4 separate regions of the Homo sapiens genome follow, and all the other regions are linked to region 4. A link is a loop called in an ENCODE intact Hi-C map of the cell type or tissue named here. Cell type or tissue: CD4-positive, alpha-beta T cell. All regions are shown on one strand. Each heading gives the region's core, and the rest is flanking DNA. Links, peaks and the distances in the headings are about the cores only.

The links. Peaks named below come from ENCODE experiments on the same cell type or tissue, not always from the same donor. Only the 100,000 strongest peaks of a DNase experiment are listed, where the experiment ranks them.
Region 1: it touches region 4 in a loop (14-fold over the local background); 13 of 110 quality-filtered maps call a loop at or near these places.
Region 2: it touches region 4 in a loop (11-fold over the local background); 29 of 110 quality-filtered maps call a loop at or near these places.
Region 3: a loop joins it to region 4, with 8 times the contacts of the local background. A loop is called at or near these places in 5 of 110 quality-filtered maps.

Annotation. Positions count from the first base shown.
Region 1 is chr12:120,940,162-120,947,883 of GRCh38, forward strand. No RefSeq gene overlaps it. Among named protein-coding and RNA genes, the nearest start is that of HNF1A-AS1, 28 kb to the right of the region's middle. In CD4-positive, alpha-beta T cell, for the core only: CTCF peaks have their summits at 4,584 (motif pointing right) and 4,787; a DNase peak (open chromatin) is centred at 4,590.
Region 2 is chr12:121,057,050-121,064,771 of GRCh38, forward strand. It overlaps LOC105378258 (a long non-coding RNA gene), which reads right to left. Exons shown (of 4, transcript XR_007063492.1): 4 at 2,241-2,707. It also overlaps the pseudogene OASL2P. Among named protein-coding and RNA genes, the nearest start is that of OASL, 22 kb to the left of the region's middle. RefSeq lists enhancers at 2,953-3,042, 3,163-3,332, 3,353-3,532. In CD4-positive, alpha-beta T cell, for the core only: a CTCF peak has its summit at 3,675; DNase peaks (open chromatin) are centred at 3,152 and 3,712; H3K4me3 peaks cover 861 bases; H3K27ac peaks cover 556 bases.
Region 3 is chr12:120,353,189-120,360,910 of GRCh38, forward strand. It overlaps MSI1 (musashi RNA binding protein 1), which reads right to left. Exons shown (of 15, transcript NM_002442.4): 7 at 5,817-5,865; 8 at 4,628-4,710; 9 at 3,714-3,831; 10 at 111-191. Among named protein-coding and RNA genes, the nearest start is that of MSI1, 12 kb to the right of the region's middle. RefSeq lists enhancers at 3,247-3,747, 5,184-5,796, 5,797-6,408, 7,705-7,722. In CD4-positive, alpha-beta T cell, for the core only: CTCF peaks have their summits at 3,478 (motif pointing right) and 3,681; a DNase peak (open chromatin) is centred at 3,543; H3K27me3 peaks cover 379 bases.
Region 4 is chr12:121,107,162-121,114,883 of GRCh38, forward strand. LOC105370031 (a long non-coding RNA gene) reads right to left here and starts at 1,761. Exons shown (of 4, transcript XR_945458.2): 1 at 411-1,761. LOC105370030 (a long non-coding RNA gene) reads left to right here and starts at 4,794. Exons shown (of 3, transcript XR_007063494.1): 1 at 4,794-4,893. It overlaps LOC124900320 (small nucleolar RNA SNORA70), which reads left to right; the gene lies at 1-13. In CD4-positive, alpha-beta T cell, for the core only: CTCF peaks have their summits at 3,344 (motif pointing left) and 3,545; a DNase peak (open chromatin) is centred at 3,350.

The sequences.
Region 1 (7,722 bases), core at 1,891-6,890, 170 kb before region 4:
ACTCTTAGGCTTGAGCAATCTTCCTGCCTCAGCCTCCTGAGTAGCTGGGACTATAAGTGCATGCCACTGTGCCAGCTTCCTTTTTTTCTTTTTCTTTTTCTTTTCTCTTCTTTTTTTTTTCTTTGGGACAGAGTCTTGCTCTGTCACCCAGGCTGGAGTGCAGTGGTGCAATCTTGGCTCATTGCAAGCTTTGCCTCCCGGGGTTCACACCATTTTCCTGCCTCAGCCTCCCGAGTAGCTGGGACTACAGGCGCCCGACACCACGCCCGGCTAATTTATTTGTATTTTTAGTAGAGACGGGGTTTCACTGTGTTAGCCAGGATGGTCTTGATCTCCTGACCTCGGGATCCACCCGCCTCGGCCTCCCAAAGTGCTGGGATTACAGGCGTGAGCCACCGCGCCCGGCCACTGTGCCAGCTTCTTATGCAGTTTTTAAAAAGTTGTTTAGTCCTGGCTTACACAGTGAAACCCCGTCTCTACTAAAAATACAAAAAATTAGCCGGGCATGGTGGCGGGCGCCTGTAGTCCCAGCTGCTAGGGAGGCTGAGGCAGGAGAATGGCGTGAACCCAGGAGGCGGAGCTTGCAGTGAGCCGAGATCGTGCCACTTCACTCCAGCCTGGGCGACAGAGCAAGACTCCGTCTCAAAAAAAAAAAAAAAAAAAAAAAGTTGTTTAGGCCAGGCACGGTGGCTCTAGTGGAGTAGATGACATCTCTTACTAAAAATGCAAAAATTACCCAGGCGTGGTGCTCTGTGCCTGTGGTCCCAGCTACTTGAGAGGCTGAGGCATGAGTATCACTGGAACCCAGGAGGGGGAGGTTGTAGTGAGGGGAGATTGCGTCACTGCACTCCAGCCTGGGCAACAGAGTGAGACTGTCTCAAAAAAAAAAAAGTTGTTTAAAGAAAGAAAAGGGCAAATGAGGCCAGATGTGATGGCCCATGCCTGTAATCCTAGCACTTTGGGAGACCAAGGCGGGAGGATGGCTTCTAGTCCAGGAGTTCAAGGTTACAATGAGATATGGTTGCACCACTGCATTTCAGGCCGGGGGACAGAGTAAGACCCCATCTCTTTTGTTTTGTTTTTTTGAGATGGAGTCTTGCTCTGTCGCCCAGGCTGGAGTGCAGTGGTGTGATCACTGCAACCTCTGCCTTCCGGGTTCAAGCGATTTTCCTGCCTCAGCTTCCCAAGTAGCTGGAGGGATGATCCACCATGCTCAGCTAATTTTTGTATTTTTAGTAGAGAAGGAGTTTTGCCATATTGGCCAGGGTGGTCTCAAACTCCTGACCTCAAGTGGTCCATCCCCTTTGGCCTCCCAAAGTGCTGGGATTACATGCCCGGCCGAGACCTCATCTCTTAAAAACAAAAACAAAAACAGAAAAAGAACCAATGAAAGGGATATCTAGTGTCAGACAGAGCTTGGTTCAAATCCCTGTTGTACTACTTATGAGTAGTGTGAGCTCCATCTACTGAGCCTCTGTTTTCCCGTTCTGTGAAATGGGTCTATCAAATACCATGTATTTATCAGGATTGGCTCACTACTGTAACAATGACAAATATCTCGCTGGCTGAACACAATGAAGGTTTATTTCCCTACCCCACAGAGTCTGATGCAGATGTTCCCAGGAAGGTAGAAGTCCTGGGCAGTCTTCTTCCAGCTGGTGGACTCTGGGCAGATGTTCCCGGGAAGGTAGAAGTCCTGGGCAGTCTTCTTCCAGTGGACGCTGGGATTGGGTTCCTTTGCATAATAAGGCTCCACCATCTTAAACTCTTTTGCCCTCATCCTTATGGACAGGAGACAGACAGAGCATGAAAGATCAGACTGGATGTTTTATGACCAGCCCTGGTGGGCGGGTACATCCCTTCTGCCCACTGACAGTGCAAAGTACATGTCCCTTTCTAGCTGCAAGGGGGCTAGGAACTGTAACCCAGTCAGTGCTCAGAAAGAGGAAATAGGTTTGGTGAGCCCTTTTTTTTTGTCTCATGGGGCTCCTCCTCCTCCTCCTCCTCCTCCTCCGAATGAATGAATGAATGAATGAATGAATGAATGAATGAAATAATTTAAACACAGTGGCACAGGGCAAGTGCTTAAATGTGTCAGGCATCTTTTCCTCCCTCCCTTCCCTTTATGGTTGATTCTAGATAGGACCACCTTGACTCTTCAAAAATTGATGCCCTCCTGAAGTTTTCTGTATGTTGAATCAAGATGTTTATGTGAGCTGGGCATTGTAGATGGGCTGGGCTTGGTGTCTCATACCTGTAATCCCAGCACATTGGGAGGCTGAGGTAGGAGGATTGCTTGAGGCCAGGAGTTCAAAGACCAGCCCAAACAGCATAGCAATACGTCATCTCTTAAATTAAAAAAAAGATGTTTATGCTGGTGGGGAAAGAGGGTGAGGTACACTAGAGGGCAAGGTGTCCATTTAAAGGAGGCCTGGAGAAGAGACCACCCATTCCACCATTCCACCCTCACCCTACCTCTCTTAGGCCATAGATGTTGCCAAAGGAATACCTGAGGCTGGGAAATTATAGTGAAACTCCGTCTCAGAAAAAAAAATATTAGCCAGGTGTGGTGGTGCGCGTCTGTAGTCCCGTGGGAGGCCCAGATGGGAGAATCACCTGAACCCAGGAGGTAGAGGTTGCAGTGAGCCAAGATTGCGCCACTGCACTCCAACCCGGGTGACAGAGTGAGATTCTGTCTCAAAAAGAAGGAAAGAAAAGAAAAGAAAGAAGAAAGAGGGCCAGGCAGGGTGGCTCACACCTGTAAACCCAGCACTTTGGGAAGCTGAAGTGGACGGATCACTTGAGGTCAGGAGTTTGAGATCAGCCTGGCCAACACGGTGAAACCCTGTCTCTACTCAAAATACAAAATTAGCTGGGCGTGGTGGTGAGCACCTGTAATACCAGCTACTCGGGAGGCTGAGGCAGGAGAATCACTTGAACCCTGGAGGCAGAAGTTGCAGTGAGCAGAGATCGTGCCATTGCACTGCAGCCTGGGGGACAAGAGCGAGATTTTTGTCTCAAAAAAAATAAAAAATAAAAAAAAAAGAAAGAAAGAAAAGAAAAGAAAAGAGAGGTAGAAGAGGTCACGTGAGCACACAGTAAGAAGGTAGCTGTCTACAAGCCAGAGAAGAGGCCTCAGAATAAAATCTACCTTGCCAACACCTTGATCTTGGACTTCCCAGCCTCCAGAACTATAAGAAATAAATTTCTTAGCCAGGCACAGTGGCTCATGTCTGTAATCCCAGCACTTTGGGAGGCTGAGGTGGGCAAATCGTTTGAGGTCACGAGTTCAAGATGAGCCTGGCCAACATGGTGAAACCCCGTCTCTACCAAAAATACAAAAAAAATTAGCCAGTCATAGTGGCACACACCTGTAATCCCAGCTACTTGGGAGACTGAGGCAGGAGAATTGCTTGAACCTCAGAGGTGGAGGTTGCTGTGAGCCCAGATCGCATCATTGCACTCCAGCCTGAGTGACAGAGCAAGACTCCGTCTCAAAAAGAAAAAAAAAAAAGGAAGAAATTTCTCAATCTACAGTACTTTGCTGTGGCTGACCAAGCAGATAAGACATAACAGAACCCACCTTAAATTATTGCTTTTTTTGACATATCTTTGACAGATATTTGAATATCTAGAAAGCACTTGAAGCTGTGTCTGGCATGGAGTTAGTCCTACTCACTGTTTTTTTGTTTTGTTTTGTTTGTTTGTTTTTTGAGATGGAGTCTTGCTCTGTTGCCCAAGCTGGAGTGCAGTGGTGCCATCTCAGCTCACCGCAACCTCCACCTTTTGAGTTCAAGGGATTCTCCCACCTCAGCCTCCCAAGTAGCTGGGATTACAGGTGTGCGCCACAATGCCTGGCTAATTTTTGTATTTTTAGTAGCGACAAGGTTTCACCATGTTGGCCAGGCTGGTCTCAAACTCCTGGCCTCAAGTGATCTTCCTGCCTCGGCCTCCCAAAGTGCTGGGATTACAGACATGAGCCATCGCGCCCAGCCCCCACTCACTGTTAAGATTGTCACACACCAGCTATATGTATTTATGGAATGAATAAACAAATCTATTTTGCAAAATAAGTTCTTAAATAGTGGATCTCTTAAAGTGGATTTACCTGTATTATTATCTCAGAATTCTTGGACACAGATGAACTTCTTCTTCTTCTTTTTTTTTTTTTTTTTTTTTTTGAGACAGAGTCTTACTGTTATCACCCAGGCTGGAGTGCAGTGGCGTGATCTCAGCTCACTGCCACCTCCGCCTCCCAGGTTCAAGTGATTCTCCTGCCTCAGCCTCCCAAGTAGCTGGGATTACAGGAGCACACCACCATGACCAGCTAATTTTTGTATTTTTAGTAGAAACAGGGTTTCACCATGTTGGCCAGATTGGTCTTGAACTCCTGACCTCAGGTGCTCCACCCACCTTGGCCTCCCAAAGTGTTGGGATTACAGGCATGAGCCACTGTGCCCGGCCAGATGAACTTCTTAAGAAGAGAACTTATAAAAAACAAAAATATCAACTTGAAATGGGCAGGTGGGTAGAAGTATGTATCTCCAACCCTTAGAGTTCCGAGAGCATCCACCAGGGGGCCGTGCGCCTTCTCCTTCTTCCAAAACTTCACTGACCCCTGGAAGCAGTCATTTCAGAAAGGAAGAGAAAGTTGGGTTTTTCCATGGGTTTACCCCATGGAAATAAACAAAGCCAATACAATCTCGGTGTGGCTGGGTGGGGAAAAAAAACAAAACAAAACTCAGGCCAGGGTAAGAAGAAGTAAGTCTGGGTCTTTGTTTCATTGGCCCTGGGGAGGAGCCTAGGTGATATCTCTGAGCCTCGGTTTTCTCATCTGGAAAAATGGAAATAATCCTATCTAGTGCACAGAGTTCTTGGGAGCACCAAATAAAAGCATTTTCTTTTTTTTTCTTTTTCTTTCTTTCTTTTTTTTTTTTTTTTGAGACGGAGTCCCACTCTGTCGCCCAGGCTGGAATGCAGTGATGCAATCTAGGGTCACTGCAAACTCCGCCTCCCAGGTTCAAGTGACTCTCCTGCCTCAGCCACCCGAGTAGCTGGGATTACAGGTGCCCACCACTATGCCCAGCTAATTTTTTTAATTTTTTTTTTTTGAGACGGAGTCTCACTCTGTTGCCCAGGCTGGAGGCAATGGTGTGATCTTGGCTCACCGAAACCTCCGCCTCCTGGGTTCAAGCAATTCTCCTGCCTCAGCCTCCCAAGTAGCTGGGATTACAGGCATGCACCACCACGCCCAACTAATTTGGTATTTTTAGTAGAGACAGGATTTCTCCATGTTGATCAGGCTGGTCTCGAACTCCTGACCTCAGGTGATCCAACCGCCTCGGCCTCCCAAAGTGCTGGGATTACAGGCATGAGCCACTGCGCCCCGCCAATAAAAGCATTTTCTAAAAGATCAGCTGTTGCTATCTGATATAGTTTGGCTGTGTCCCCACCCAGATCTCATCTTGAATTGTAGTTCCCATAATTCCCATGTGTTGTGGGAGGGACCTGGTGGGAGGTAATTGAATCATGAGGGCGGTTTCCCCCATACTGCTCTCAGGGCAGTGAATAAACCTCACAAGATCTGATGGTTTTATAAGGGGTTTCCCTTTTCACTTGGCTCTCATTCTCTCTTGCCTGCTGCCATGTAAGACGTGCTTTTTGCTTTCTGCCATGATTGTGAGGCCTCCCCAGCCGCGTGGAACTGTGAGTCCACCCTTTTTCTTTCTAAATTACCCAGTCTCCAGTATGTCTTTATCAGCATTGTGAAAATGAACTAATACACTATCACATCACTAAGTTACATGGACCCATTTTACATGGAGTATCTAGTTATAGGGAGAGTGAAGGTCCCTCAAGACCACACCCCAGGACTTGCCCAATTCAGGCCACCAATGTCTGTTGTTTAGCACTCAGCAATTAAATGCACTTAGATTGGACATAAATTCTTTTTGCCATAGTCTCTGCCATTACATGTTGTATACGCTTGTCTTGCTTTGCTTCACCTGCTTGGACCCTAAAGGGTTCTGAGTTTGCAACTTCTGGTCTAAATAGAGAGTTTTCCTCTGTGTCAGTCAGATGATATCTGGAGCGCTGCTATTTATTGAGGCAGGCACCAAGCTCTATGCGTAATATATGTAAGCCAAATATAACTAAGGCTTCTCATTGCCTCGTCTCTGCATGGTGACTTATTTGGCAGAAAAATATAATTGGAAGTAATTAAAATCTTTTCTCAGTCTCAAAAAAATGCCAGAGTGAGTATATTTTTAAAAAAGAGTGTTTTGGAGGTATAGTTGATATACAATAAACTGTACACATTTAAAGCACGCAATTTTATGAATTCTGATATAAGCCTACACCTGTGAAACCATCACCATGATCAAAATAATTGGCCAGGCATGGTGGCTCATGCCTGTAATCCCAGCACTTTGGGAGGCCGAGGCGGGCAGATCACGAGGTCAGGAGATCGAGGCCATCCTGGCTAACATGGTGAAACCCCGTCTCTACTAAAAATACAAAAATTAGGCGGGTGTGGTGGTGCACGCCTGTAATCCCAGCTACTCAAGATATTGAGGCAGGAGAATCGCTTGAGCCTGGGAGGTGGATGTTGCAGTGAGCTGAGATCATGCCACTGCACTCCAGCCTGGGGAACAGAGCAAGACTCTGTCTCAAAAAAAAAAAAAGGGGGGGGGGGGAAGAAGAACAAAATAATTAATATCGTTACAACTCCTAGAAGTTTCCTCATGTCCTTTTTTGTTTTTGAGACAGAGTCTCATTCTGTCACCCAGGCTGGAGTGCAATGGCACTATCTCTGCTCACTGCAACCTCCGCCTCCCAGGTTGAAGTGATTCTCCTGCCTCAGCCTCTCGAGTAGCTGGGATTACAGGCACATGCCACCATGCCTGGCTAATTTTTGTATTTTTGGTAGAGACGGGGTTTCACCATGTTGGCCAGGCTGGTCTCGAACTCCCGACCTCAAGTGATTTGCCCACCTTGGCCTCCCAAAGTGCTCGGATTACAGGCGTGAGCTGGCCCTCCTCATGTGTTTTTGTGATCGCCTGGCCCGGACAGCCTCCATCACTCCTCTCAGCCCCAAATTGCTCACTCAACGGCCGAGTCCTAGAGGGAACATGTGGCTGCCCTAGCCTGGATTATGTGCCCACCATTTGATTGCAGCTGGAGCAGAGACGGGGAGAACTGGACGTTTGTACATCTGTGTAGGGGGCAGGTGTGTCACCCACTCTCCTGTGACTGCTCACAAAGGAGGGTAGGTCTCCATAGGGAATGAAGTGCTGCTGACCACTGAATATCCCAAGCCCACAAATGCTCACTGCAGCTGCTACTATTTAAATCCAGGAGAGGGCTAGTCGCGGTGGCTCACGCCTCTAATCCCAGCACTTTGGGAGGCCGAGGTGGGTGGATCATGAGGTCAAAAGATTGAGACCATCCTGGCCAACATGGTGAAACCCTGTCTCCACTAAAAATACAAACAATTAGCCGGGCGTGGTGGTGGGCGCCTGTAGTCCCAGCTACTCGAGAGGCTGAGGCAGGAAAATGGCGTGAACCCGGGAAGTGGAGGTTGCAGTGAGCTGAGATTGTACCACTGCACTCCAGCCTGGTGACAGAACGAGACTCCATCTAAAAAAAAAAAAAATTCCAGGAGAGAAAGCGCATGCTTCTTGATAAGACCAGGGCAGAGTTGCGTGGCCTATTCTACCCTCC
Region 2 (7,722 bases), core at 1,664-6,663, 49 kb before region 4:
GTAATCCCAGCTACTTGGGAGGCTGAGGCTGAGGCACGAGAATTGCTTGAACCTGGGAGGTGGAAGTTGCAGTAAGCCGAAATTGTGCCACCACTGAACTCCAGCCTGGGCAACAGAGCAATACTGTCTCAAAAAAAAAAAAAAGAAAAAAGAAAAAAAAAACCAGAAAGGAAGAAAACTTAGTGCTTGAAAAGCTCAAGCAAATGTTGAATTATATGCAATGTACTCCCTTCTTCCCAATACAGAAACAAAGTCCTTCTTGTTGCTTGTTTACCGATGTTTATTCAGACAGGATCTCTAGCTCTATAGATAACTTTGTTGTAGGCATTTTCTGTGCTGGTCAAAACTGGTGGAAATAGGTATTCTAGGGGCGTTTCCACCTCTGGAAATAGAGATGGTTGAGAGAGCAAGAGGAAAGGTAAAATGCATTTTTTTCTTATACAGACAAATAGTCTCCATTTGAAACACATCCCCGTAGAGGCGGGAATAGGAACTTCACGTTGTGAGTGTTTGAGATCATATGAATGGTGCGCCTCCCATCAAGACAGTGCCTTTCAATCAGTAGAAGAACTTTATTATAACATATGTTAAAGTACTTGAACACCCTCGAACCCATTCTTAAGAGAATACGCATTCTATTTCTGGTTCTGATCGGGATTCCCCTTTTCTTTGTGTTTTTGTTTTGGATCTGGAAAGCAAAGATGCTGCCAGAGCTCTGCAGCAGAGGGACCTTAGGGCACATGCAGATGTGTGGACGAGCCAGAAGCCAGAAGGGCAAAGTTGTATCTTTTTAAGCAACCATGGAAGCTCGAATTTCTGTTTTGAAGCTCAGGGTTTGCTAGTAACACTCCTGATTATTTGCCTTCGACTCCGTATTTAAAGATTCTTTTTTTGAGACACTGTCACCCAGGCTACAGTGCAGCGGCATGACCACAGCTCACTGCAGCCTCGACCTCCTGGCCTCAAGTGATCCTCCCACCTCAGCCTCCCGAGTAGCTGGGACCACAGGTGGATGCTACCATACCTGGCTAATTTTTTTGTGCTTTTTGTAGAGACAAGTTTTCGTGATGTTGCCCAGGCTGGTCTTGAGCTCCTGGGCTCAAGCAATCTGCCTACATTGGCTTCTCAAAGTGCCGGGATTACAGGCGAGAACCACTGTGCCTGGCCTGAAGATTCATTAAAGCTGCATTTCCTTCCTTTTCAGTCGTATTCTCGGCAGCCATTGCCACTCCCAGGTGAAGTCTGATTTGCTTAAGATAATGTTAGATGTCTTTCATTCTAGCAAAATAAACCAAATCTAGATTTATGGTTAAGGCATTTTTGATTTAGGGTGATATGTTAAAAGTTGAACTATAGTTTAGTACTTTCCCAGGGGAAACCATGCTATAAATACGTATTTGATTCCATGGTCAGCCTCTAACAAACCCTCTGAACCCAGAGAGTACCCTCTGATATTACCTAATTGCTAGGTAGTTTCTAACAAAATCAGTCAGCGCCATTTTATTTTTTTACTTTTTTTTTTTTTTTTTGAGATCGAGTCTCACTCTGTCACCCAGGCTGGAGTGGCGTGATCTCAGCTCACTGCAAGCTCTGCCTCCCGGGTTCACACCATTCTCCTGCCTCAGCCTCCCGAGTAGCTGGGATTACAGGCGCCTGCCACCACACCTGACTAAGTTTTTTTTTGTATTTTTATAGTAGAGACGGGGTTTCACCATGTTAGCCAGGATGGTCTCGATCTCCTGACCTCGTGTTCCGCCTGCCTTGGCCTCCCAAAGTACCGAGATTACAGGCGTGAGCCACCGCGCCCGGCCAGTCAGTGCCATTTTAGAAGGAAAATATAGATGATCTTGATGACTTTAGGGGTTAAGTGGGGCTGGTTAAAGAGGAAACAAAAGGCATAAATTTTATTTTAATTTCTTTAAAAATTTTTTTTAAATAATATATAAAAAAGTTTAAAATTTTAAATAATTGAGATGAGGTCTTGCAATGTTGCCCAGGCTGGCCTTGAACTCCTGGGTTCAAGTGATCCTCCCCACTCAGCGTCCCAAAGTGCTGGGATTACAGGTGTGAGCCACTGTGCCTGGCCAAAAGGCATAAATTTTATACAAACCTGCTACCCATAGTCCACTTGATTCCCTGGCACTTAGAGAGCTGGATCCCAAATCATCATCATCATCATCATCATCATCATCATCATCATCCAGATTTGTAGAATAGTTTACTGCTTAAGAGCACTTTTCTATGCTTTATCCCATTTATTGTTCATTAGAAACCGGTTTTAGAGAGGAAGAGACCGATGCTCAGAGAGACAAAATAACTCATCCCTTACCTATCCCACAGCCCCACAGTCCCACAGGGCAGAGCTGGGATTTGAACCCCGGGGGTTCCTGAGTGCTCACCTTTGCCATCTTCAGCACCCTGACTTCCTGGTCCAGAATCAGCTCATTATAGAAGAACTGATCCCTCAAGAACTGCTCAGTTCAATGCCCGGCATCCTTCACTTCATCCTTCCAGTCTCCCTGGGGCTGGAGGCTGTTTTACGAAGGCAGACTGGAAGGATGTTTTATGAAGACATCCAGCCTGTCCCCAGGGGTGTCATACAGGTCCTGGAAGCCTGCCATCTCTGTGGGACCAGGAATGAATCGTCTCTGCTTCTGCCCAGCCCTGTAAGGGGCAACTCCCAGCCTTTGTCCAGTAGGCCACAGAACTGCAGAAGGGCAGGGAGATGGTGTGGGTTAGAGAGAGAGTTAGCTGCCCTTTTTCTTTCTTTTTTTTTTTTTTTTTGATACAGAGTCTTGCTCTGTCACCCATGGCGTGATCTCAGCTCACCGCAACCTCTGCCTCCCGGGTTCAAGGGATTCTCCCACCTCAGCCTCCTGTGTAGCTGGGATTACAGGCACCTGACACCACGCCCGGCTAATTTTTGGTATTTTTGGTATTTTTAGTAGAAACGGGGTTTCACCATGTTGGCCAGGCTGGTCTCAAACTCCTGACCTCAGGTGATCTGCCCGCCTTGGGCTCCCAAAGTGCTGGGATTACAGGCGTGAGCCACCGACGGAAGAATCACTAAGCTTACTTTCCTCTTTTTAGGGTGCAGAGAGGGCTAGGGGGCCCTCCAGGCATCAGCTGAGCCTCCCTCTGCTGGGCTGCCTTAGTTCAGCAGCCATCTCTCCTGCCGGCTGAGAATGGAAACTGAAACTGAACTTTGTTTTGTTTGTTTGGGTTTTTTTGTTTTGTTTTGTTTTGTTTTAATTGGAAACAGAAAATTTGCTGAGCTTTGAAAGAGGAATTTTCTCTTTCCATTTGAGGTTGCCAGGAAAAAAGGCTGGAGATGGAGCCAAGTGCCCCTTGGGCTTCCTTGAGAGGAAGGTTCTCAGGCTGGGAGTTTCCCAGGGTGTCCTGGAGCTGGGCTGCCCCCACCTCTCCATCCCCTATTTCCTGCTGCAGGAGCAGACCTTGTCTCCCTACGGGAACTCAGTAGTGTCTGCCCCGGAATCAGAAGGTGCTGGCTCCTTGGGGTGAGGGGATGGGGGCTTGGGCTGAGCCCCGGGAGTCCTGGGGCCTGGGATTGACTCTTTATTTTCTAAAAGCAAAGACATACTCACCCCTTTACTACTTGTTTTGTTGCGTATATTTAGGTCTCCCCTATCCCCTCACCAATAATCCACAGGAAGGAGGTAATCTTTTAAAAAATTGTCTTTAGGGGGCGCTGTTCTCTCAAGAACTTCATTTTGAAGAGCAAACTGACAGTTTGTGGTAGACACATTGGCTTTTAAAGATCTCAACTAGCGACCAGGCGCGGTGGCTCTCGCCTGTAATCCAGCACTTTGGGAGGCCGAGGCGGGAGGATCGCTTGAGGCCAGGAGTTTGAGACCAGCCTGGCTAACATGATGAAACCTCGTCTCTACTAAAAATACAAAAAAATTAGCCAGGCGTGGTGGCAGGCGCCTGTAATCCCAGCTACTTGGGAGGCTGAGGCAGGAAAATCACTTGACCCCAGAGGCGGAGGTTGCAGTGAGCCGAGATGGCATCACTGCACTCCAGCCAGACTGTCTCAAAAAAAAAAAAAAAAAAAAAAAAAAAAAAAAAAAAGGAAAGAAAGTAAATCCCACATTGATACTGTGGAGGCCATAAGTATGCACCTATAGGATGCATTTTAAAAATGCCCTAACAACGCATAAATATGTCACTGAGGTTTGTTAAGAATGTCCAGATTTCCAGCCTGGGCAGCATAGTAAAACTCCATCTCTACAAAATATACAAAAAAATTAGCCGGGCATGTGGCATGTGCCCGTAGCTACTAGGGAGGCTGAAGTGGGAGGATCACCTGAGCCTGGGAAGTCGAGGCTGCAGTGAGCTGTGATCAAACCACTGCACTCCAGCCTGGGCAACAGAATGAGACCCTGTCTAAAAAAAATTAAAAATAAAAATGTCCAGATTCATGACAGCCTGTCTCTCACTCTGCTTAACAGAGTAAAAAATACTGAGCCCTGAAACACAGGCTTAGAAGATTCAAAAATTGCCTTGGAGAGGGAAAACCACTAAGTGGGAGATGCCTGTGAAGAGCTTGAGTTACAAAATCTTTTTGAAAACTGAAAGTGGAAAAGAGTAATATTTGTATATTACCCCATAACATATACAAATGTATAGCTGTATCTAAATAAATTAACGAAATATTGGAAGTGCATATTTGATTTCCCTTAAGCTTATGTAATTAGGGCTATGCCAACATATTTTTATTTTTCATTTATTTTTATGTTTTTCCCCATTGATCCATGTGATTCTCAAACACATTTTTATTTTCTCCCTGGCAAATATTTGTTATTAGTCCATTGGAAAAATTGATTGGATTTGGGGATCACCTTGCATTAGGGCATTTTTGGTATATGTACTCATATTTTAAAAACTGTGAATTCCAATATATATTCTTAATAGGAAACTGCGACATTTTTGTCAATTTTCCTCTCTTCCACAAGATGATGCTCCACACCCACCTAAAACAATCACCATTTGTAGTTCCTAGGATCCTAGTACAGAAGAGACAGAGGGGATCTGCTTAATCCTTGTTTTTCAGAAGGCAGACAGGAGCCCAGAGTGTTTACCAGGGCTCTTTGACATTATGGTATTGATATTAACTCCAATAGCTATACTTATCAAGCACTTCGTGTATACCAGGCTCTCTACACAGTTTATTTTATTCTTTATTTTTTTTGAGATGGGATCTGGCTCTGTCACCCAGGCTGGAGTGCGTGGCATGATCTGGGCTCACTGCAACCTCACCTCCCAGGCTCAAGTGATTCTCCCACCTCAGCCTCCTGAGTAGCTGAGACTACAAGTATGCATCACTGAGCCTGGCTAATTTTTGTACTTTTTTTTTTTGTAGAGATGGGGTTTTGCTATGCTGCCCAGGCTGGTCTCAAACTCCTGGGCTCCAGTGATCCGCCTGCCTTGACCTCCCAAAGTGCTGGGATTAGAGTCGCGAGCCTCCACACCCAGCCTCTTTTCACAGTTTAGTTCCCATAATCCCCACAAGACTCTGTGATGCAGGTTCACACCATGTTACATTATGAAGAAATCGAGTCTCAGCAAGATGATGTGGCCTGCCCAGAGTCACACACCAAAGAAGTGGACAAGCTGTGATTCAAACCCAGGTTCTCTGATTCTAAATGCCAGAGGTTTACCCACGACATTATCTTACTGCCCAAGGCACTTATTATTTATTGAGCTCCTACTACGTGCTGGGCACTGGGCGAGGCTTGGAGAATACATAAATGAATAAGGCAGCCCCATTCTACGGGCAGTTTGTTATGTGTCTTCTCTACTGGGAATCTTCAGCGTGAGAAGCACGTGGTCCCAGGGTCTAGCACATTTCTTGGCACACAATGGGGCCTCAGTTAATGTTGGCTGAATAAATGAATGAATGACACCATGTTTCCTAGGAAGCAAAAGCACTTCAATCTTGTGACTATTTTTTAGTCCATAAAACGGATAGATGGTGGAGGACAGAGAACTTCCTGGTGACCTTCTGCTTGCTTCGTCAAGGCATCTATCAAGGGTCCCCATCTTTGAGTATGGTGGCTCAACCACAGTGGACCATCCCAAAGGTCCTCTCTGGTTCTGCATTGCAGACACTCTGTGCATGGTGGTGCGGGACCTCCTTCCTGGAGGTGCTTGCTTCTTCATTTACCCCAGTGTTTCTTAACATTTTGAAGTCTTGTGAGCACCAGAGAAAATGATGAATGCAAGGGGCCCTCCCTCTAAAAAACATGTTAATGCTAATATTTTGCATGCAATTTCAGGGGCTTCCTGGACCCCAAGTTAAGAATCTCTGCTATGGGGCCGGACACGATGGCTCATGTCTGTAATCCCAGCACTTTGGGAGGTTGAGGCGGGTGGATCACTTGAGGTCAGGAGTTTGAGACCAGCCTGGCCAATATGGTGAAACCCCATCTCTACTAAAAATACAAAAGAATTAGTCAGGCGTGGTGGTGGGCGCCTGTAATCCAAGCTGCTCGGGAGGCTGAGGCAGGAGAATCGCTTGAACTGGGGAGGCAGAGGTTGCGGTGAGCCAAGATCGTGCCACTGCACTTCAGCCTGGGCGTCAGACTCTGTCTCAAAAAAATAAAAAAAGAATCTCTGGGCCGGGCGCGGTGGCTCACGCCTGTAATCCCAGCACTTTGGGAGGCCGAGGCGGGTGGATCATGAGGTCAGGAGATCGAGACCATCCTGGTTAACAAGGTGAAACCCCGTCTCTACTAAAAATACAAAAAATTAGCCGGGCGCGGTGGCGGGCGCCTGTAGTCCCAGCTACTCGGGAGGCTGAGGCAGGAGAATGGCGTGAACCCGGGAAGCGGAGCTTGCAGTGAGCCGAGATTGCGCCACTGCAGTCCGCAGTCCGGCCTGGGCGACAGAGCGAGACTCCGTCTCAAAAAAAAAAAAAAAAAAAAAGAATCTCTGCTGTGGAAGATGCTTTTTTTTATTTTTCAAAATTTTTATTAGAGATGGAGGGGCGTCTCGCTATGTTGCCCAGGCTGGAGTCAAATTCCTGGGCTCAAAGGATCTTCCTGCTTCATTCAGCCTCCTGAATAGCTGGGATTACAGTGCATGCCACCATGCTTGGCTTCTCCTGTGGAAGATTCTTGAGGACCAAAAGACATCCTAAACAAGAGTCACATCTCAAACCTTTTTATTGAATTCCTGTTTTTTGTGCATCATGCTGGGTGCTAAGGGATAGTGTAGGGAAAATCTCCAGCCTTCATATCAGTCAGAAGGGAGCCCTGGGGCAGCAGGGCATCTAGTCATCAGCCTCTCAGCTCTCAAGTCACATGTGGGACTGGGATCCGGGTGTTTCCCACCTCCCCAGTAAGCCTGCAACTTTTTCTTCCATCTGGCTCCCATTTTAGAGCCTTGCATATGTTTCTTCAAGGGAAGCCTGGATAATCCTGAATTGCCTCTAATAACCACATTCTTTTTTTTTTTAATTTTTTTTTTTTTTTTTTTTTTTGAGACAGAGTCTCGCTCTCGTTGCCCAGGCTGGAGTGCGGTGGTGGGATCTTAGCTCACTGCAACCTCTGCCTCCTGGGTTCAAATGATTCTCCTGCCCCAGACTCCTGAGCAGCTGGGATTACAGGCACAAGCCACCGCCCCTGGCTAATTTTTGTATTTTTTGTAGAGACAGGGTTTCGCCATGTTGACCAGGCTGGTCTTGAACTCCTGACCTCA
Region 3 (7,722 bases), core at 1,558-6,557, 750 kb before region 4:
CTCCAGCAAGCAGACCCCCAGCCATGCACCCCTAGACACCACCCTGAGAAGTCAGACTGCCCGGGAACCAGGGGCATGCTGGCAGCAGAGGGATACTGAGCAGGACTTACCGGGGAACTGGTAGGTGTAGCCAGGGGCGAGGCCTGTATAACTCCGGCTGGCGTAGGTTGTGGCTTGGAAACCTGGGTAACCTGATGGGGCAAGGGGGCAGTGTCAGATGGCTCATCCACAGGGCGGATCCTGATCATGGAGAAGGACCTGAGCCACTCATGTCCCCTCACCTTCCTTTATCATGAATAATAGCTATACCCTCCAAATACCTTCTTCATACCAAGCCCTGTGCCAAGCACACTGCACACTATTATCCCGTTAAACTCGCCTTAGAGGTAGGTACTGTTAGGCACCCCATTTTACAGACAGGAAACTGAGGCTCTGAAAGGTGACACTTTTTGGCTGAGAATAATCCAATGCTCTTTGAGCTCTGGCTCCTGCTTCCCTCCTGTCCTCATCTCCTGCACACTGCTCCTCCCTCCCTCTGCTCCAGCCACATTGGCTTCCTTGCTGTTTTTCAGCTTTGCCAAGCTCATTCCCACCTCAGGGCCTTTGCACATGCTGGTGCCTTTGCCTGGAGCACTCTTTCCAGATGACTACATGCCTGAGTCCCTCTCATTGTACAAGACTCCGAAACATCTTCCCATAGGTGTCCTCCTTCCCATCAGCTACAATTTCTATCATGTCACCTTGGCTTTTCTTAGTACTGATGATCATTATCTGAACTTATATAATGATTTTTTTTTCTTTTTTCTTTTTTAGAGACAGGATCTTGCTCTTTTGCCCAGGCTGGAGTGCACAGTGGTACAATTGTAGGTCACTGCAGCCTCAAACTTCTGGGCTCAAGTGATTCTCCTGCCTCAGCCTCCCTAGTAGCTGTGACTACAAGGTGTGTGCTGCTATGCCTGGCTAATTTTTAATTTTTTTGTAGAGATGGGGTCTTGCTGTATTGCCCAGGCTGGTCTCGAACTACTAGCCTCAAGTGATCCTCCTGCCTTGGTCTGGAATTACAAGCATGAGCCACCACACTTGGCCAGAAAGTACTCATGATTTCTTTAAGTGCTGATTTTCTGTCTTCTCAAAGAAAAATCCAATAGTTAGCAATAATGGTGCAATTAAGATTAAAATTCAGATCTGACGGGCTCCAAGCCTCTTAACCACCGATCTCACTATTTGTTAGATAATTTCTTTTTCCACTTTTTTTTTTTTGAGATGGAGTTTCACTCTTGTTCCCCAGGCTGGAGTGCAATGGCATGATCTCGGCTCACCGCCACCTCCGCCTCCCAGGTTCAAGCAATTCTCCTGCCTAAGCCTCCCGAGGAGCTGGGAATAAAGGCATGTGCCACTACCCCCAGCTAATTTTGTATTTTTAGTTGAGACAGGGTTTCTCCATGTTGGTCAGGCTGGTCTCGAACTCCCAACCTCAGGTGATCCACCCGCCTCAGCCTCCCAAAGTGCTGGGATTACAGGCGTGAGCCAAGGTGCCTAACTTCTTTTTCCACCTCTTAAATGAAGGGTGAAAACAGCTCATGAATCACCTTAGAATAAAACTTTCTCAATGTTCTAAATAAAACAAAGTGAAAGAGACAAGACAACTAACTACAATACCTGATTCTAGCCTGGATCTTATTCTGAAGGACAAAAATATTCTATAAAGAGCATTACTGGGTCTGGCTGGCCATGGTGGCTCATGCCTACCACCACAACACTTTGGGAACCTGAGGTGAGAAGATTGCTTGAGGCCAGGAGTTCGAGACCAGCTGGGCAACATAGTGAGACCCCGTCTCTACCAAAAAAAAAAAAAAAAAAAAAAAAAAGAGCATTATTGGGTCAATTGATAAAATTGGAAAATAGAAAGTAGATTAGATAAAAATATTGTATCAAGGCCGGGCGCGGTGGCTCACGCCTGTAATCCCAGCACTTTGGGAGGCTGAGGCGGGCAGATCACGAGGTCAGGAGATCAAGACCATCCTGGCTAACACAGTGAAACCCCGTCTCTACTAAAAATACAAAAAATTAGCTGGGCACGGTGGCGGGCGCCTGTAGTCCCAGCTACTCGGGAGACTGAGGCAGGAGAATGGCGTGAACCCAGGAGGCGGAGCTTCCAGTGAGCCAAGATCCCGCCACTGCAGTCCGGCCTGCGAAAGAGTGAGACTCCGTCTCAAAAAAAAAAAAAAAAAGAAAGAAAAAAATATTGTATCAATTATAAACTTAGGAAGTTGATAACTAAACTGTGGTTACATGAAAGAATATCCCTAATCTTAGGAAGCATCAAAGGGTAAAGGGCCACGATGCATGTAACTAGCCCTCAAATGATTCAGTGAAAAATCACAAGTCTGTGTGTCTATACATGTGTACATACATATTTGCAAACACACATACACACACATATATACACATAGAGTAAAACTGATCAACCAAAATGGGGGCAAAATGTTAAGAACAGGTGAATCTGATAACAGGGTATATGGATGTTCTTTGTACTGTTTTATTTTTGCAGCTCCTCTGAGTTTGGGATTACTTCCAAATAACATGTTAAAGAAAAAAGAAAAGCTTCAAGGAAGACTGTGCCCTATTTGGAGGCTGCTCGCCTCCCCGACTTCTGACCCTCTAGCCCATGCCGTGCCCCCTCCTCTGAATTCCCAGAGTACCTCTCTGTGTGCCACTCCCCCATGCCTGGCATAAAGACCCCCTTGTACTGTTCTCTTTCTGTGTGTACACATCTCATCTCCCCAGGGAGCCTATGAGCTTCCTGGGGGGCCAAACTCAGATTTACCACCCTCAGTCTTGGACCCAAAGCACAGCTGACTCCTGCTCAGCTTTCAAGGCTCATGGCAGCCTTCACCTCTTCCAGGAAGTCTCCTCAACCTCCAGGTGGGTTTAGGGGCCTCCCACAGCCTCCAGTCACTCTGTAGTGGCAGTGCCCATTTACTCCTGTCTCCAACTTGAAGGAGAGCCCCATGAGAGCAGGCTCTCCTTCTCAGAAGTTGCTCAATAAATATTACCTGAATGAATAAGACCAGGCAGCCTTCCTTTTGCCCCCTCCAAAGGCCTTTGGCCTTTGCAAATGCTGTTCCCTCCGCCTGGAACACTTTTCCCCTTCCCGTCTCTCCAGCCTCCCCATCACTGGCTCCTACTCCACCCGCAGACTCAACTTAAATGTAACTTCTTTTCCCACTTCTCCAAGTCACGGTCAAGTTCCCTGTGACCACACTCCCTCGGCACCCTACACTTCTGCATCTGAAATCTATTTTATCTTCTTACTTGTTTTCCCTGCCAGATTGTAAAGAAAGTCATTGTTGCAGTTCCTGGCATAATGTCTGGCATATAGAGTTGCTCAATAACTGTGTACTGGATGGATGAATGGATAGAGGAATGGACAGATGGAGGGATGGATGGACGAGAGAATGGACAGATTGACAGGACCAATGAATATGGTTGGACCTTTCTGCTGGCTACCACCAGAGGGCAGCACCCCCCAACCAAACCACCCCACCTTGGGTAGGACTGCCAGACCCGACAGATCCCTTGTCCCCACTCCTGCTCAATGACTCAGACAGGAGGAGGGCAGACCACAGGGGAGGTGCAACACCCACACAGCCCCTGCTAGTCCTGGGAGCAGTTCTGGCAGAAAGAAGCCGCAGGCGCAGGCTCGCGCATACCCAGCATGCCGATGCCCAGCATGAAGGCGTCCATTCCGTAGGGCATGACTCGAGACCTCCCCCGGGCTGAGCCCGTTGGCGACATCACCTCCTTTGGCTGAGCTTTCTTACATTCCACCTGCAATGAGACCTGGCGGTTAGTCTTTCCCACAGAGCTAGAGTCATTAGCCCTCTTGTTCCCTGGAAAGCCCCTTTATTAATTTTATTAATTTCACTGTCCAGCTGAAAACTATTTCATGGTTACCACTGATGGAGCACTCACTATGTGCTGGGGAGTGTGTAAACGGCTTTGCATGCAATCGTTCAATGAATGCTTACACCAATACTACCAATACTATGATGGAGGAGCTTTTCCAGTCCCATTTGACAGATGTGGAAACTGAGGCTCAGAGAAGGGAGGTCATCTGCCTGATTAACTACCGTGTGACACTGCCTCCCTGTCTAGGTTTTTAGGGGTTGGAAGAACTGGCTCTGCCTCCACTCACTCGAAGCCCCTCTGCCTGCCTTTAGAACCTCATAGCTTCCCTGGCAGGCCCCACAAGGAGCCCCAGTCTTCTCTGTGCCTGCGCTCCATCCAATCCCAACTCACCATGTTTTTGTTTTTGTTTTGTTTTGTTTGAGACGGAGTCTCACTCACTCTGTTGCCCAGGCTGAAGTGCAGTGGCACAATCTCAGCTCACTGCAACCTCCACCTCCCGGGTTCAAGCGATTCTCCTGCCTCAGCCTCCCAAGTAGCTGGGATTACAGGCACGCACCACCATGCCTGGCTAATTTTTGTATTTTTAGTAGAGACAGGGTTTCACTGTGTTGGCCAATCTGGTCTCAAACTCCTGACCTCATGTAATCTGCCCACCTCAACCTCCCCAAAGTGCTTGGCTTACAGGCGTGAGCCACTGCGCCCGGACCCAACTCACCATTTTGTTGTTGATTTCATGAAAATGAATTTCACACACTTTCTCCACGATGTCCTCACTCTCAAACGTGACAAACCCGAACCCTAGAGGTTGGACAAAGGATAAAGGCAAGGTCAGAACCAGAGCGCAGGGTCAAAACTCAACCCCAGGTCGTACCAATATCCCCGCTCCTCTCTCTCTGGCGAGTGAGAGTTAATGAAAGGCTCTGCTCACAGCCTGGAATCCTCTCAACTATCCACTGAGACAGGGTTTCAAGTCCCAGAATACAGATGAGGAAAATAAGGTTCAGGTAAGTGAAGTAACTTGCCCAAGGTCACACAGCAAGTTAGAAAGTGGTAGAGCTGTGATGAGAATACACTCAACATGCTTTTTCTAGTCCTCAGGTGTTTTCCAAAGAGGGAAGAAGGAACACACATGCACACTCATTTAAACTTACACAAAGGTGTACATGTCCAAACATACAAATGTACATAGACACACATTCACGCATGCATACATCTAGATACCTGCGTATCACGCAGACACATGCAGTTACCCTGACATACCAGATATAAACAGATATTTAGGCACAGATACCCCCTTTTGCACAGATACAAATACACACACACACAGAACACATACCCCACTCCCAAAATGGACTAAAAGTCCTGAAACAACTGGAGAAACAACCCTGTCTCCTCCTGGGTGTGCCCCAGGGACTGGAAAGGGATTTCTCAGAAGGTAAGGCCCTCGGGAGAAAAACAGCCAGGTGGCGCACACGCACACGGTGTGGCCCAGATGCTCACAGGTTCAGAGGCAACGGGGCTGGGGGCTGGGGGCTGGGCAGGAGGTGACTGCCTGGGGCTGTGGAGTCAGCCTGACCCTGGGCGGCCTGGCCTAAGCTCTGGTTACCAGGGACAAGGTAAGCCCGGGCAGAGGCAGACACCACTAGGGTGGGGGTAGGAGACTCAGTGGGTTGCAGGGACTGGGGGGGTGGGTACTCCTCTGTTCGTCTCGTGTGTCTGCAATTCGGCAAGTTTCTAGCACAGGAAATGGTGGGACAAAAGCCTTCTGTAAGGCCAGGCCTGGGAGAGGACGCAGATCCTGGGGGATAGGATGTCAGAAGGCGAGATGAAAGGGCAGCTGTGACCTGCAGCCCCCTGGCTGACCACGGGGCCCAGCCTGGGAAGGGGGAGGGGGCCACACTCACCTCGGTGCCGGTTGGTGGTTTTGTCAAACATCAGCATGGCGTCGTCCACCTGAAACACAGCCCGCCATGGAGGACCCAGCAGATACCAGCGGAACCCACTACCACCAAGGAACAGGGGCTCTGGCAACCCACTGCCCTCTTGCCCACTCCAGGCTTGACCTTCAACCTGCTCCCTGCACAGGGGACAACTTTCCTTCTGCAACCCCACTGAAAACCCTTTTCAATCACCATCATCTCAATGCACCAGCCTGCATTTATTAAGCTCCATTGTCCTCCCAACATTCCCTGCATGGTAAGATCCCCATGGTGTAGATAAGAAAGTAGGCTCAGAGAGGTGAAGTTGCCTGCCCAAGATCACACAGCAAGACCTTGACCAAACTGGGGAGGCACAGAGAAGATGCTAGAGAAGGAAATATGGGAGGGAGGAAAATGACAAGATGGGGAAGCAAAAGCCTCATCCCTTTCTGTAAAAGGCCAGGAGGACAGCAACCAGACTGGACTCCCCTCTCCGGCTACAGATCTTTTCCTCTAATTGAGGTTTCCTTTTGCTAGAGGCTGTAATTAAAGCAAGTAGAGTTCAGTGCCTGGGCTGCTTTGCCTCCCACTGACTGGGGGAAGGGAAGGAGACTGGGAAAGGGGGAGGATCTACATCATCCATCCTCTCTTGGACCCCAGTCTACTCTTGTTACTTCCTCTAGGTACCCCTTGGATATACGGTCACCAAAGGCCTTGGTGCCACCTTCCATTTGCCTGCATCTGGTGCCTCCTCCTTGCCCTCTTTCTTAGTTAAGGTCTGAGTCACCTTTGGTATAAATCAGGGGCTGCCTCTGATACCCAACCCAATCCTACTCCAGGCCCCAACCCTCCCCCAAATGACCAGACATCCAAAGGATTAAAAAAAAACTTTTCTCAAGCCATCAAGCCATGGGTAACCAGCCTCTTCCCTACTCTCCTTCCCTCTACTTCCAGGCCCAGCATCCACCACCTTCTTTTTTTTTGGAGACAGAGTCTTACTCTGTCACCCAGGCTGGAGTTCTGTGGCATGATCTCGGCTAACTGCAGCCCCCGCCTCCCAGGTTTAAGGAATTCTCCTGCCTCAGCCTCCTGAGTAGCTGGGATTACAGGTGCATGCCACCACTCCTGGCTAATTTTTGTATTTTAGTAGAGATGGGGTTTCACCATGTTGGCCAGGCTGGTCTCGAACTCCTGGCCTCAAGTGATCCACCCGCCTCAGCCTCCCAAAGTGCTGGGATTACAGGCGTGAGCCACCAGGCCCGACCCCATCATCTACCTTCTAAAGGCCCTCCCCTGCCTCATTAAACACCCTGAACTACCGTGATCCTCCAGCTCTCCTTAGGCATCAAGCTACAGTGGGCCTCTGACTCCCACTGGGAGAACCAGGACCCCACTGAGCCAGGAGGCAACAAGGTCCCTGGAGAATCTCATGACATCTCTCTTCTCAAAGAGCTGCCTGTACTGGGGCCCACGCAACAGAGTGGCACTCTCACTCCCATCCTATGGACCCACTCTGAGTCCCAATCCCAAATCAGCTGGACCACCCGAATGGGACAATCATTTCAGGTTCAGCACATCTTGCCCACCCCTCACTTAACCAATGAAAAACAGAAACCCAGAAAGAAGGATTGTGGTCATAGCACAGGCTTTGGGTAGGACGGGCCTGAGCTGGAATCCTGGATCCTGCATTTGCTGGTTGGGTAACCTTGGGCAGGTGACTTGATGTTTCTCTGGCTTTGGTTCCTCATCTGTGAAATAGGCATAACAGTGTCTATCTCACAGGTTGAAGTTAAATGAAAGACACCTTTTTTTTTTTTTGGAAAAGGGTTCTCGCTATATTGCCCAGGCTAGTCTTGAACTCCCAGGCTCAAGCAATCCTCCCATCTCACCC
Region 4 (7,722 bases), core at 1,016-6,015:
CTTGGAGACAGGCCCTCAGATGGATGTTCATGTCTCTGACCTTGCACTACCCCAGTGTAGGCTCCAAAAAGGTATGTGAGGTGCTTTTGGAAAGCCCCGGGGCACCGTGGCTGGGGTTCACATTGGCCAATTATCATGTCCATCCGCCTTGAACCCAGAGAACAAGGAGCATGTGATTAAGGCCCTGCTCAGGGCCAAGTTCAAGTTTCCTGGCTGCCAGAAGATCCACATCTCACAGAAGTGGGTCTTCACCAAGTTCAGTGAAGATGAATTTGAAGACACGGTGGCTGAGAAGTGGCTCATCTGAGATGGGTGTGGGGTCAAGTACATCCTCATTGTGGCCCTCTGGACAAGTAGTGGGCCCTGCACTCGTGAGGGCTTCTGCTGTGCTGCCCCTTCTTAATACTCACCACTAAATCCTACTTCCCATCCACCTGTGGGCACTGGGCTCTGAGACATGCTGGCTTCAGGTGTGATCCAGCACATTTCCGGCTGTGGTGGCTACAGTGAAAGATGCCTTCTGTTTGAGAAAAGCAGGAGGAAGAGTAAAGGGGACTTTGTCTTGCCCCTTAGGTACCAGCTCAGCCACAGTGGGGTAGAGCACCAAGCAGGCTCTTGGGGTCCCTGAGTACAGGCCTAGGCTGTTGGTCAGCATTTGCGGACCTGCCCTGGGCCAAGGGGAGCCCACTGCCTGAAGGATGAGTCACAGGCCTGATAGCATTCATCGCAGGCTGCCTGAAGAGCCCTCGGGGTTTTTGTGAACATCAGCAGTGGCCTGGGAGAACTCCTTGCAGGCTGGTGGAAGTGGTGGCCACAAGGAGAGGTTCCTCTGACTGAGGAAAGGGGAGTGAAGAGTGGGAAGGACTTTGTCTTGTGGTTTGAGTGCCAGCTTACCTGCAGTGGAATGATACATCTATAGAATTCTATTCTATCTTAGAATAGAATTCTAAGGTTTATCAATCCCTGGCTCCCAGACAGCATCTCTGGACCTTCCCAGGGAACTCACTGCCCTGAAGGGAGGGACAACACCCTGGCTGGTTTTGCCACCTGCTGATTGTAGAGTCCCAGGCCCTTGAGTGAATTCAGGTGATGGCCAGGTAGCAGTTCTAGCAGACCTTAGGTGAGACCCAGTGCTGGGCTGCTTCAGGTCTGAACCAGTGCAGTCCCAGTGGTGATGGCCACAGGGGTTCTTGTGTCCTTCCACCCCCAGTTCCAAGAGGCCTAGCTTGGAGAGAGAGAGAGAGAGACTCCATTTGTTTGGAAGAAAGCAAGGGAAAAGAACAAGAATCTCTGCCTGGTAATGCAGAGAATTCTTCTGGATCTTCTCCAAGACCACTAAGGTGGTACCTTTACGAGTCCGCAGAACTACAGTTTTATTGGGTTCGGGGTTCAAGTCCCTTTGAATACCTGAAAAGCCTTCCCAAGAATCACAGGCACAAATAAGCCCAGACTGTGAAGACTACAATAAATGCCTAACTCTTCACTGCTCAGACACTGATGAATATCCATAAGCATCAACACCACGCAGGAAAACATGACCTCACCAAACTGAATAAGGCACCAGGGACCAATCACGGAGAAACAAAAATAGGCAACCTTTCAGGCAGACAATTTGAAAGAGCTGTATTGAGGAAACTCAAAGCAATTCAAGATGACACAGAGAAGGAATTCAGATTTCCTATCAGATGAATGTAACAAGGAAATAGAAATAATTAAAAAGAATCAAGAGGAAATTCTAGAGTTGAAAATGAAATTGACATACTGAAGAATGCATCAGAGTCTTAATAGCAGAATTGATCAAGCAGAAGGCCGGGTGCGGTGGCTCACACCTGTAATCCCCACACTTTGGGAGGCTGAGGCAGCTGGATCACTTGAGGATAAGAGTCTGAGACCAGCCTGGCCAACATGGCAAAACCCTGTCTCTACTAAAAATACAAAAAATTAGGCTGGGCCTGGTGGCTCACGCCTGTAATCCCAGCACTTTGGGAGGGTGAGGTGGGTGGATCACTTGAGGTCAGGAGTTCGAGACCAGCCTAGCCAACATGGTAAAACCCCAACTATATTAAAAATACGAAAATTAGCCAGGCAAGGTGGTGTGCACCTGTTATCCCAGCTACTCAGGAGGCTGAGGCCAGAGAATTGCTTGAACCTGGTAGGTGGAGGTTGCAGTGAGCCGAGATCATACCACTGCACTCTGGCTCGGTAAACAAAGCGAGACTCTGACAAAAAAAAAAAAAAAAAAAAAAAAAAAAAAGACTTTGAGACCAGACTGGCCTACATGGTGAAACCCTATCTCTATTAAAATTACAAAAGTTATCTAGGCATGGTGGGAAGTTGAGGCAGGAGGATAGCTTGAACCTGGGAGGTGGAGGTTGCAGTGAGCCGAGATGGCACCACTGTACTCCAGCCCAGGCGACGGAGCGAGACTTTGTCTCAAAAAAATACCAAAAACCAAAAACAACAAAAACAAAAAACATCAAAAGACTATGAGAAACAGTGATTGGATGTTTGGGGTGTGGATATCGGAATCTGGAGCTGGGGACAGGTGTGTCATTTGATAGTCCCTTTTGAGAACCACTGTTGATCTAAAGCTATTCCAGTTCCCTAGGGGATTGCTAATAACCGGTGCAGCTGCTGAGACAGGGAAAGGGGCCTAATTCCTTTTGCAAAACAAGGAGCAATATTTATATGAGAACTCAGTACATTTCATCACATAAAAATTGCAAAACGCCAGGCTCTGTCATTTTTAAACTAATATTTTTGGGAGTCCACCAAACAGTCTCTAAGATGGAACTGATTGTGAATATGCTGGTGCCAGGTGCAATGGCTCACACCTGTAATCCCAGCTACTTGGGAGGCTGAGGTGGGAGGATCACCTGAAGCCAGGAGTTCGAGGCCAGCCTGGGCCTCTCTAAAAAAAAAAAAGCTGTAAGTCAAATGATATAGCCTCTAGAAGCCACAGTTTGCTCATTTACAAACTGGAGGAGAATAAGATGAGAATTGTCTGATATTGAGGATCAGAAAGTGCTTCATGATGCATAAAGCAGGTAATGGATTATCAATGCTTTGCTGCTCAGACACACAGCAATGGGTTCATACCATTCTGAGAGTCTAAATTTAGGACGTGGTGTGACCAAAATTACCAGTAATTAAGTTTCTTATGTTTCTGAGGCTCTGCTTCCTCATCTGTACACTGTGGCAAGACCTTGTTCTGACTATGCACTGAGGATAAAATAAGGCCTTTTGAAAAAGATGATGACACTGACCACTAATTAATGATTTCAATGTTCCCGTCCAAGGTCAGGCAAAAGCAATGCAGAGCCATAGAGAATGTTGGTGCAACACTGCCCTCTGCTGGTCAGTAGCAGCACCACCATGGTTACAGAGAGGAAAAGGTCTTTACAAAGGGATTCCTGGGAAACTGAGGCAGAGAGTGGAAGGGATTTGCTCAAGGGCACAGAGTTAGCTTTGGACAAAGTGATGGCTCGAATCTGAGATTCCTAATTCCTAGTTCTTTCTAGAGGGAGAAAAATAAGGGCTGGAAACTAGTGGATTGTCGTTTCACTCTCACTAGGCTCTGCACGGCATTTTAAATAGGCTGATTGGAATTTCTCTCTCCTGTTCTTCCCTTGCCACCCAAACTGCTCGGGTTTCTTGTCCTTTTCTTCATACCAGGATAACCATCTGTGTGGCCCCATAAGGCCCAAAGTCCTCTTGGGTGCTGCCGGAGGTCCAACAACCAGTAAAGCACGGAAGCTGGGATCTGAACACTCACTTGAGACCCCAAGGCCCACAATCTATTTGCCACCAAAAAACAAGACAAAGCAAAACACCATGGTAACTTGTGTTGAAAAAGATAGATCTTGTGTTTTGTTATTTCCCCGAATGGTATTTGTTGGGCAGACACATGTGTGTGTACAGGGTAGCAGTCAGGATGGACCACAGGCCCCCACACTATGAAACCCTTCAGACTCTCCCATAGAAATGAGGGGAACTGAGCCAGGTGCAGTGGCTCGTGCCCGTAATCCCAACTTGGGAGACTGAGGCAGGAGGATGGCTTGAACCCAGGAGTTCAAGGCTGTAGTAAGCCATGATTGTGCCACTGCACTCCAGCCTGGGGGACAGAGTGAGACTCTAACTCAAAAAAAAGAAGGGAAGGAAGGAAGGGAGGGAGGGAGGGAGGGGAGCCAGGCACAGTGGCTCACACCTGTAATCCTAGCACTTTGGGAGGCCAAGGCAGGCACATCACTTGAGCCTAAGAGTTTGAGACCAGCCTAGGCAACATGGTGAAACCCATCTCTACAAAACATACAAAAATTAGCTGGGCATGGTGGCACATGCCTGTAGTCCCAGCTACTTGAGAGGCTGAGGTGGGAGGATCACCTGAGCCTGGGAGGTCAAGGCTGCAGTGAGCTGTGATCGCCCCTCAGGACTGGAAGTCCTCCTGGTCTGGGTTCAAACCCTGCATTTCTGAACACTACTGTGTGCCAAGCCCTGGCAAATCATATTTCTTTTAATCTGATAACACTGTGAGGTCGGTACAATTATTATTATCACCATTTTACAGGTGAGCAAATGGAAGCTCTGAGACATTAAGTATCTTGCTTAAGAGCAAGAGTTGTGGGGAACCCAGGTGTTGATAATTTGCCAGCATTTGACGTGATGCTTCATGGTTTTATTCCTCCCCATTTGCAGACAGGAAAACCGAGTTGCAGACAAATGAAAGTGACTTACCTCAGGGCCTTTGCATGTGACATCCTCTCTGCCTGGAATGCTCTTCTCAGATATCACCTTGGCATCCCCCATCACCTTCTTAAGGTCTTCACTTAAAAGTCATCATCTGGCCGGGCGCGGTGGCTCACCCTGTAATCTCAGCACTTTGGGTAGGCCAAGGTGGGTGGATCACGAGGTCGGGAGATCGTAGACCATCCTGGCTAACATGGTGAAACCCAGTTTCTACTAAAAATACAAAAAATTAGCTGGGCATGGTGGCAGGCACCTGTAGTCCCAGCTACTCAGGAAGCTGAGGCAGGAGAATGGCGTGAACCCGGAAGGCGGAGCTTGCAGTGAGCCGAGATCGCGCCACTGCACTCCAGCCTGGGCAACAGTGTGAGACTCCATCTTAAAAAAAAAAAAAAAAAAAAAGTCATCATCTTAGGGAGGTCTTTTCTGATCACCCTATTTAAAAGTTCAGGCTGGGCGTCATGGCTCACACCTGTAATCCTAGCACTTTGAGAGGCTGAGGCAGGAGAATCACTTGAACCTGGGAGGCGGAGGTTGCAGTGAGCCGAGATTGCGCCACTGCACTCCAGCCTGGGCGACAGAATGAGACTCTGTCTCAAAAAACATAAAAAAATAAAAATAAATAAAAATAAGTTAGCTCCATGCTTTTAACTCAGTAACAAAAAGACAAATGACCAACGTCAAAAGTGAGCAAAGGACTATCTAAGAAGATATATATACACGGCCAATGGGCACATGAAAAGATGCTCACCACGTAATGATATGTATTAGGGAAACACAGATCAAAACCACAGGACACACGACTTCCTATCACTAGGATGACTGTTATTTTAAAAATGGAAAATAACAAGTATTGGTGAGGAGATGAAGAAATTGGAAGCTTTGTATATTACTGATAGGAGTGTAAAATGGTGCTGCTGCTGTGGGAAACTGGCCATTCCTAAAAAAGTTAAACATAGAATTACCATATACCCAGCAGTTCCACTTTTAGGTTTTTACCCCAAAGAATTGAAAATGGGGACTCAAGCAGATACCATTTTTATTTTTATTTTTTATTTTTAGTAGAGATGGGGTTTCACCGTGTTGGCCAGGCTGGTCTCGAACTCCTGATCTCGAGTGATCCACCCGCCTCGGCCTCCCAAAGTGCTAGGACTGCTGGCGTGAGCCACCATGCCTGGCCTCAAACAGATACTTGTAACCTAAATGTTCACAACAGCACTATTCACAGTAGCCAAAGATGGAGACAACCCAGATGTCCCTAAACAGACGAATGGATTAACAAAATGTGGTCTATCCATGTGATTCAATTTTACTCAGCCATAAAAAAGAATGAAAGGCACATGCTACCACATGAATGAACCTTGAAAACAAGGTGAGATTCTTGTGAAAGGAGCTAGTCACAAAAGGCCACATAGTGTATGATGCCATTTATGTGAAATATCCAAAAACAGACAAACCCACACAGAGAAAGAAAAGCAACGGTTACCAGGGGCTGGAGGAGGAGGAATGGCCAAATGGGTACGGGGTTTCCTTTTGGGGTGATGAGAATGTTCTGGAACTAGACAGAAATAGTGGTTACATAACACTGTGAATGAACTAAATGCCACTCAATTGTTCACTTAAAAAAAAACAGAGATGGAGTCTTGTCGTGTTGCCTAGGTTGGTCTCTAACTCCTGGGATCAAGCAATCCTCCCGCCTCAGCCTCCCAAAGTGCTGGGATCACAGGCCTGAGCCACCGCGCTGGCCAATTGTTCACTTTTAAATGATTAATTTCATGTTATTTGAATTTCACCTCAATGGAAAAACTCAGCCCCAAACATGCCTTATCTTCCCTCCCTACCTGATTTTTCTCCTAATGCACAGGGCCCCTCACACATGGTATGTCCGGCCTATGTGTCCATTGTTCATCCTGCTTCTTTAAAATATAAATTCCAACAGGGTAAGGATTTCATCTGTTTTGTTAACTCACATATGCCCAAAGAGTCTCTGGTACTCAATAAATATTTGTTGAATAAATGAATTAGATAGGGTGTGGTGATGGAGAGAGTCCCGCCGCCATCCCTGCCCCCATCTCTAATTCTAACGTTCTAACCCGGCTCTTGACCTTGGAGCCGGTTAACGATGATCCTGTCTGGGCTCATTTTCCCTCCTTTTCCTGAAGAGCAGCATCCACAGGCCCTCACTCAGCTCACTCCCTTTTAACCCTTGTCTGCTGAGAGTTTGAGATAAAGGGGGCCACGAGAGAAGACAATGAATCCATTACAATGTGTGATGAGCTGTCTGCTCTGTGGCTTCCCACAGCAATTTATCATGACCTGGAACCACAGCTGTGAGGCCGGGTGTTCCCCCGCCAGGACCTCACTCCCCAGCTGCTTCAGAAGGGAACATTTACAGGAACCTGTCCATACCTATTTAATGAACAGCTGCTCGGATGCAGCCCTGTCCCAGGCACTCAGCCAAATGACAAATGAACTATATAATCATTCATTCATTCGATGATTCATCCATTCTGTGATTGATTGATTCATTCATTCATGTGGTTGTCAAACATTCATTGAGCACCTACTATGTGCCAGACACTGTACCTTGCACTGTGGCCCTTAATATCAGAGATGTCAATGTATGATAGACCAGGATTCCTCAGCCTAGGCACTGGGGACACTTTTGTTTTTTGTTGTTGTTGTTGCTGTTTTTGAGACAGGGTTTCACTCTGTGGCCCAGGCTGGAGTACAGTGGCACAATCACAGCTCACTGCAGCCTCAACCTCCTGGGCTGAAGCAATCCTCCCACCTCAGCCTCTTAAGTAGCTGCGATTACAGGCACACGCCACCATGCCTGGCTAATTTTTTTGTATTTTTTGTAGAGATAGGGTCTCCCTGTATTGCTTAAGCTTGTCTTGAACTCCTGAGCTCAAGCTATCCTCCTGTCTCAGCCTCCTAAAGTGCTGGGATTACAGGTGTGAGCCACCATGCCTGGCT